2 separate regions of the Homo sapiens genome follow, and region 2 is linked to region 1. A link is an interaction called in ENCODE POLR2A ChIA-PET data of the cell type or tissue named here. Cell type or tissue: Caco-2. All regions are shown on one strand.

Region 1 (4,000 bases):
AGTTACTATTTCTGATGTTCTTTGTTCCTTTGTATAGATCCAGATTTCTACCTAATAACCACTTCCTTCTGCCTGAAGTACTTCCTTTAACATTTCTTGTATTTCAGCTCTGTTAGTGATGAATTATTTCAGCTTTTCTATGTCTGAAAACTATTTTATCTTCATTTTTGAAAGAAATTTTTGCTGGATATAAAATTCTAAGTTGACAGGTTTTTTCTTTCACTACTTTAAAGATGTTGCATTAAAGTCTTTTTTGACTTGCATTGTTTTCAGCAAATCCGTTCATATTTTTATTTATTGTTTTCAACAAGAAGTCCGTTAACATTTTATTTATTTATTTATTTATATTTTTGAGACAGAGTCTCACTCTGTTACGCAGGCTGGAGTGCAATAGTGTAATCTCGGCTCACTGCAACCTCTACCTCCCTGGTTCAAGCGATTACCCTGCCTCAGCCTCCTGAATAGCCGGGACTACAGGCATATGCTACCATACTTGGCTAATTTTTGTATTTGTTGTTGTTGTTGTTGGTTTCTGAGATGGAGTCTTGCTCTTGTCACCCAGGCTGGAGTGCAATGGCACAACCTCGGCTAGCTGCAACTTCCGCCTCCCAGTTTCAAGTATTCTTGTGCCTCAGCCTCACGAGTAGCTGGGATTATAGGCGTCCACCACCACGCCTGGCTAATTTTTTTTTTTTTCATTTGTGTATGAAATTTTTTTTTTTTTTTTTTTTGATCATTCTTGGGTGTTTCTCGCAGAGGGGGATTTGGCAGGGTCATAGGACAATAGTGGAGGGAAGGTCAGCAGATAAGTGAACAAAGGTCTCTGGTTTTCCTAGGCAGAGGACCCTGCGGCCTTCCGCAGTGTTTGTGTCCCTGGGTATTTGAGATTAGGGAGTGGTGATGACTCTTAACGAGCATGCTGCCTTCAAGCATCTGTTTAACAAAGCACATCTTGCACCGCCCTTAATCCATTTAACCCTGAGTGGACACAGCACATGTTTCAGAGAGCACAGGGTTGGGGGTAAGGTCACAGATCAACAGGATAAGAATTTTTCTTAGTACAGAACAAAATGAAAAGACTCCCATGTCTACCTCTTTCTACACAGACACGGCAACCATCCGATTTCTCAATGTTTTCCCCACCTTTCCCCCCTTTCTATTCCACAAAACCGCCATTGTCATCATGGCCCGTTCTCAATGAGCTGTTGGGTACACCTCCCAGACGGGGTGGTGGCCGGGCAGAGGGGCTCCTCACTTCCCAGTAGGGGCGGCCGGGCAGAGGCGCCCCTCACCTCCTGGGCGGGGCGGCTGGCAGGGTGGGGGGCTGACCCCCCCACCTCCCTCCCGGACAGGGCGGCTGGCCGGGCAGAGGGGCTCCTCACTTCCCAGTAGGGGCGGCCGGGCAGAGGCGCCCCTCACCTCCCAGACGGGGCGGCTGGCCGGGCGGGGGGCTGACCCCCCCACCTCCCTCCCGGACGGGGCGGCCGGCTGGGCGGAGACGCTCCTCACTTCCCAGACGGGGTGGCTGCCGGGCGGAGGGGCTCCTCACTTCTCAGACGGGGCGGCTGCCAGGCGGAGGGGCTCCTCACTTCTCAGATGGGGCGGTTGCCAGGCGGAGGGTCTCCTCACTTCTCAGACGGGGCGGCCGGGCAGAGACGCTCCTCACCTCCCAGACGGGGTCGCGGCCGGGTAGAGGCGCTCCTCACATCCCAGACGGGGTGGCGGGGCAGAGGCGCTCCCCACATCTCAGACGATGGGCGGCCGGGCAGAGACGCTCCTCACTTCGTAGATGGGATGGCGGCCGGGAAGAGGCGCTCCTCACTTCCTAGATGGGATGGCGGCCGGGCAGAGACGCTCCTCACTTCCCAGACTGGGCAGCCAGGCAGAGGGGCTCCTCACGTCCCAGACGATGGGCGGCCAGGCAGAGACGCTCCTCACTTCCCAGACGGGGTGGCGGCCGGGCAGAGGCTGCACTCTCGGCACTTTGGGAGGCCAAGGCAGGCGGCTGGGTGGTGGAGGTTGTAGTGAGCTGAGATCACGCCACTGCACTCCAGCCTGGGCACCATTGAGCACTGAGTGAGCCGGACTCCGTCTGCAATCCCGGCACCTCGGGAGGCCAAGGCTGGCGGATCACTCGCGGTTAGGAGCTGGAGACCAGCCCGGCCAACACAGCGAAACCCCGTCTCCACCAAAAAAATACGAAAACCAGTCAGGCGTGGCGGTGCGCGCCTGCAATCGCAGGCACTTGGCAGGCTGAGGCAGGAGAATCAGGCAGGGAGGTTGCAGTGAGCCGAGATGGCAGCAGTACAGTCCAGCTTCGGCTGGGCAGCAGAGGGAAACCGTGGAAAGAGGGAGAGGGAGAGGGAGACCGTGGGGAGAGGGAGACGGAGAAGGAGAGGGAGAGGGAGAGCCTAATTTTTGTATTTTTAGTAGAGATGGGGTTTCGCCATGTTGGCCAGGCTGGTCTCAAACACCTGACCTCAAGTGATCCACCTGCCTTGGCTTCCCAAAGTGCTGGGATTACAGGCATAAGCCACTGCACCTGGCCAACATTTTTATTTTTGTATAAACTCTTTATATAACCTTGTATATTTTCTGTACACAGTGTACCTTTTTGCTTTGGCTGATTTTGAATTTTTTTATCAATAGTTTTAAGCAATTTGATTATGTTGTGCCTTGGTATAATTTTTGTCATGTTTCTGTGCTTGAGGTTCATTTAGTTTCTGGGATTCCTGGGTTTGTATTTTTAAAATCTGATTTGGAATATTTTGACCATGATTTTTTCAAAAAAATTATTTGTCTCTCCCTCTCCTCCACTTTGAGAACTCCAATTACATGTATATTGGATTGCTTACAATCCAATATATTATTGGATTGCAACATGTATATTGGATTGCTGTGTTTCACAGCTCACTGATGTTCTGTTCATTTTTTTTATTCTTTTTTTTTTCCTCTGTGACATTTTGGATAGTTTCTATTGCTATGTCTTCAAGTTTTCTAATCCTCCTTCTGCATTGTCTAATCTGCTGTTAATCCCACCTAGTGTACTTTTCATTTTAGACATTTTAGTTTTTATATCTCAAAGTTTGATTTGGGTCTTTTTATAATTTCCACAACTCTACTTAATATACACAATATTTTTTCCTTGGAATATAATTATAATAGCTCTTCCAATGCCCTTATGTACTAATTCCATCATATGTGTCATTTCTGAGTCAGTTTCAATCCATTGTTTCCTTTTCATATAGTTTATATTTTCCTACTTCTTTGTATCCTTCATGATTTTTTAATAGGATGCTAGAAAATGTGAATTTTGAGTACTGCATATTTTTTATTCCTGTAAATATTTCTGAACGTTAAGATGTAGTTACTTGGAAGTATTTTGATCTTTTCAAGGCTTGCTTTTAAATTTGTTATGTGGGGTCAGAACAGTGTTTAATCTAGAGCTAGTTTCCCATTCGTGAAGTAAAACCATTTTGTGTATTTCAGAATGCCCCATGACTTGAGAGGTTTTCTATTCTAGTTATTGGGAAAAGGACTATTTCTGGTCCTGTTTGAGCTCTGATGATTTATCCCTCTAATCATTTGGGGTGATTCTTTCCCCAGCCTTGGGTAGTATACTATGTAACAAATTGCCCCAAAACTTAGCAACTTAAAATAACAGACATTTACTTCTCCCAATTTCTGTGAGTCAGAAATTTGGGCACAGCTTAGTTTGGTGCTTCTGACTCAAGACCTCTTATGAACCAGCTACTTGGGAGGCTGAGGCAGGAGGATCATTTGAGTCCAGGAATTCAAGACCAGCTTGGAAAACATAGCTGGACTCCATCTGAAAAAAAAAAAAAAATCTCTTGAGGTTGCCATTGTCAGCCAGGGTTGTGGTCTCATCTGAAGGCTCATCTGGGAGGGACCTGCTTCCAGGCTAACTCACGTGGCTATTGGCCAAGTGTCTGGCCTCATGGGTGTCTCTACAGGGCAGTTTCATGACATGTTTCCCCAA
Region 2 (4,000 bases), 110 kb after region 1:
TCATCCATGCCACCGTGGCTGGTGAAGGACGGTGCTGGGCCTGGAAGCTGCCCCGTGGCCCTTGCCTGCCTTTGCTTCACCACTCCTAGGTCGTAGACTAGATTCAGGAGAGAGTGCTTTCATCCTGGCCCTGCCCGTTGACTACTACATGACCTTCCTTTCTACTGGCCTCAGGGTCACATCAACATTGGTGGATCAGGGGATGGGGGAAAGTAGGGTCAGACTAAATGACTTGTTTTCAAACTTTCCAGCAGGGAACTCTCCTTTTTCCATTGCACCCCAAAGAATCTCAATGTACAAAACAGCTAAAGGGGTTGCAGTGTGGGTTGGAGTTGGCGTGGGGCTGGCCAATTCCTCAGCCCCCAGACAATGCAACTGACCTTTTCTTGGCTTTATGGAAGACACTTTGGAAACCACTGGCCCGGGGCGTGTCAAAGCTTCTTCCCAACTTGGAGGTGCTGTGATTCTGGCAGGGCGAGGGAGTAGAGAGGGAACTCAGCCAATGGAGTTACATTGATTGGGAAATTTCGAAGTAACATGCAAATGTCACTGTGATGTTATTAGTAAGGCACAATTGCCAGGGCTGTGATGTTGTCATTCTGGAGTCCTCTGGTTTTTAATTTTGGTTCAATGTGAAGTATCTTTGTACCCCTAGGGAAACTTTCCATTTGTGTGTGTGTGTGTGTGTGTGTGTGTGTGTGTGTGTGTGTGTGTGTACACATGTGTGTGCACCTGTAGGGAGCGGGAACTATGGGGAATGAAGTGTGGCTGAGCCAGGCTGGGACAGGTAGAATGAATGGTGGGCAGAGCTGGGAGCATGTTGCTCCTGGGGGTGGTGGGGGTAGGGGGTGGCTTTAGCTCGGTTAAAAGGAGCGATTTGGCTCCTTCCTACAGGGGCCCCATGGAGATCTCTGGGCAGGAAGCATCGGGAACAAGGAATCCTCTGTCCACAGCCACAGCACAGCCGGACAGAGGAGGTGGATTAGGAGTTCCCGGGAGGGAGCCTGCTCAGCCTTTCCCTGACATTTGGGCAAATGTGTGGGGAGATGCGGAGCTCAAGGTATGTGCGCATAGGGAAGGTGGGGCTCCGTTAAGGGGAGGTTGAGATCGGCTCATACATTTATTCCACACGTTCCTCAAGCTTCCTGAAGCCTTTCAAGGAGCCAAGCTCAGAAGCAGACAATTCTGTAGGAGTCAGAGCCAAGAAAGATGAGACTCTAGGTATTAACCACCATCAGTTTACTGAAGGAGACAGGAAATGTGAGAGATAATAGACTTTCACAGGCAGCTGGGTGCAGTCGGAGCTAGTTGGCCGTGTGTCTAGAGCCCCACATTCAAGTTCTTGCTCTACAGTAATGGTCTCATGACTTCCCCTTTCTGAACCCTCATTTCTCCTTCTGTAGAATGCAGATGAACACATCCGCCCTAGCTACTTCTCAGTGCTTTTCTAAGTGTCAATTAGAATAGAGTTTTTCAAATCTCTTTGGGCAACAGAAACCCATATTGTAAGCATTTGTAGCAGAACTTGTCTGGTTCTGGGGCAGTTTACCCAGAATTTTGCCCTCCTCGTGGCTTAGTTTCCTGGGTGCTTTTGGAGATACCTCTGCAAATTCCCAGGGCTCTAGGAAGCAGGGTCTAAAGACCACTGGGTCAGGGTATTCTTGAGAACATGCTTTGAAAACTGCCCACTGCAACCCAGGTGATAGGGGTGGTGCCACATACACAAGAGTAGTTATAATACTGGCTTCTGCTTGGCCCTGCCCATGGACAGCACTGACCTTATCTTAGTTAGGGTCTATACAATTGGGCATGGCTTTTTTCCAGAAACCAGTGACAAAAACTTAACTCAAAGTGGCTTTAAACCAAAAAATGACTTTAGTGGATCCTGGGGCAGTTCATGGGACTGAAGAATGAAGAATCAGGTTGACTCTCTCTCTGCCATCACTGCCTGTCTCTCCCTTTTAAGCTGTCCTGTGTCCCAGCTTAGCAATCCAAACAGAAAAGGGAGACTCTTTTTCTTCTAGAATCTGTATGTCAATCCAAGGGAAGGACTCTGAGTGGTTCAATCACTGTTGCTGGGAGGATAGGAATATTCTGAGTGGCCAGGTGTGGGTCAGGTGCCTACCTATGTAGCTAACGTAGGGGCAGAGCTAGCACCAGACACCGGGGGAGTAGAAGGCTGTTGGCAGACCACGAGAACATGCTAGGATATTAGTGGAGCTCTAGGTTGTAACAGCTCATAGGCCTGCAGGGGGCTGTAACTCCCCTCTTCAGTTATAGTAATGCAAATGCCAACAATAATAACAATAGCTAATGTGCATTGAATTACTCTCCCTGTACCAGGCATGTTCTATTGTTTTATGTGTATTCTTTCATTTAACTGTCATGACAGTCTTTGGGTAGGTCCTATTATTACTATTATTTCCCCATATTATCGATGAGGAAACTGAGGCCCTGTTAAGTTAAGGCCACACTTTGAGTAAGTAAGGGAGCTGGGTTTCAAGCCCAAGGTGTCTGGCTTCAGAGACCATGCTCTGACTATTGCATCTCCAGCCTCTGTTTGGTAGGCCAAGTGGCCATCTTGCCTTTGCTTGTATGCACGGAGCTCACGACTTACAGAGGCAGCCCAGTTCCAGGTTGCACTGCTCTGCCTGTTGGAAAGGGCTTCCCTATGCAGTGCACATGTCTACCTCCATACAAATCCATCCAGCCAGCATATGGCTGTGTGTTAGGTGTTTCAGGAGATGTCAAGACAAATCATCCATAAACCTGCCTGAAAGGTCATCATCACAATAAGTCACATTACTTACATTGTGCCAGGCTCCATGCTGAACTCTTTATGTGCATTATCTCATTTAATTGCAGCAACAGTCCAGGTGCTGTGGCTCACACCTGTAATCCCAGCACTTTGGGAGGCCGAGGCAGGTGGATCAATTGAGGTCGGGAGTTTGAGACTAGTCTGACCAACATGGTGAAACCCCGTCTCTACTAAAAATACAAAAATTAGCCAGGCGTGGTGGAGCATGCCTGTAATCCCAGCCACTCAGGAGGCTGAGACAGGAGAATTGCTTGAACTCGGGAGGTGGAGGTTGCAGTGAGTCGCAATCGTATGACTGCATTCCAGCCTGGGTGACAGAATAAGACTGTCTCAAAAATATAATAATAATAATAGTTGCAACAACAACTCCAGAGAGTAGGTTCTGTTATTGTCCCCATTTTCCAGGGGAAACTGAGGCTCAGAGGGAATAAGTGACTAAGAAACTGCAAAGCTGTTATTTGAGTTCAGGTCTGCCTAGCTCCAGAGCCTGTACTACAACCCAGTGCAGTCAGCTATGTCCCCTAGAGGGGAATACATGTGTGCAGATGTGATTGTGACACAGTCAGCATGCAAATTGCCACTGAGAGGGACAGGAAAAATGCAACTGGAGTTTAGAGGAGAGAGGTCAGGGAAAGGGGGAGAAGGGGACATTTGATCTAAGTTGAGGGGAACTAGGATTTGGACATTCAGTTCAGGGAGGGATCTCCAGGAAGGTTTGGAAGAGAGAAGCAGGGGTAGTGAAGTTTGGGGGAACCAAAGAGCTGAGTTGGGGGTGAGGATGAGGGGTGTTGTGGCCAGCTGTGCTTTCAGGCCCCACAGAAGGTGCCTTCTTCTTCCAGACTGTTCTCTTCTGAGACGTGAAGAGGTTTGATCTTCTCCAGGAGAGCTCAACACAGGTGCCCATTTCCTTCCTTTCCTCCTGATGTGAGGTGGGCAGGCCCTATCTGGAGGGTAGACAAGGCACCTGGGCACCAACAGCTGTCAGTGCTTCATTCCCTTCTTCCTGGTGGTGAATGGCAGGAAAAATGGTCCATTCCCCGGGGATCAGCACTTTCTCCAGACAGCACAGTGCTCCAGGCACCAGAATGGCTGGACTAGCCATTCAGGAGGGTTCTCCATGTCCTCCCTGGACAGCAGGCTGAAGCATATGCCTCTCACCCATGGAGGGGCTCCTTTCTCCTG

What was found. ChIA-PET counts read pairs that join two places held together with the same protein. Peaks named below come from ENCODE experiments on the same cell type or tissue, not always from the same donor. Only the 100,000 strongest peaks of a DNase experiment are listed, where the experiment ranks them.
Region 2: POLR2A ChIA-PET joins it to region 1 with 5 read pairs; 11 of 35 experiments call an interaction of 5 or more read pairs at or near these places.

Annotation. Positions count from the first base shown.
Region 1 is chr20:36,000,043-36,004,042 of GRCh38, forward strand. All of the region lies in intron 8 of CNBD2 (cyclic nucleotide binding domain containing 2), which reads left to right. Among named protein-coding and RNA genes, the nearest start is that of CNBD2, 33 kb to the left of the region's middle. In Caco-2, no CTCF peak of the experiment used is centred here; a DNase peak (open chromatin) is centred at 2,019.
Region 2 is chr20:36,112,740-36,116,739 of GRCh38, forward strand. It overlaps a transcript of EPB41L1 not described here. Among named protein-coding and RNA genes, the nearest start is that of EPB41L1, 40 kb to the right of the region's middle. RefSeq lists an enhancer at 38-537. In Caco-2, no CTCF peak of the experiment used is centred here; no DNase peak of the experiment used is centred here.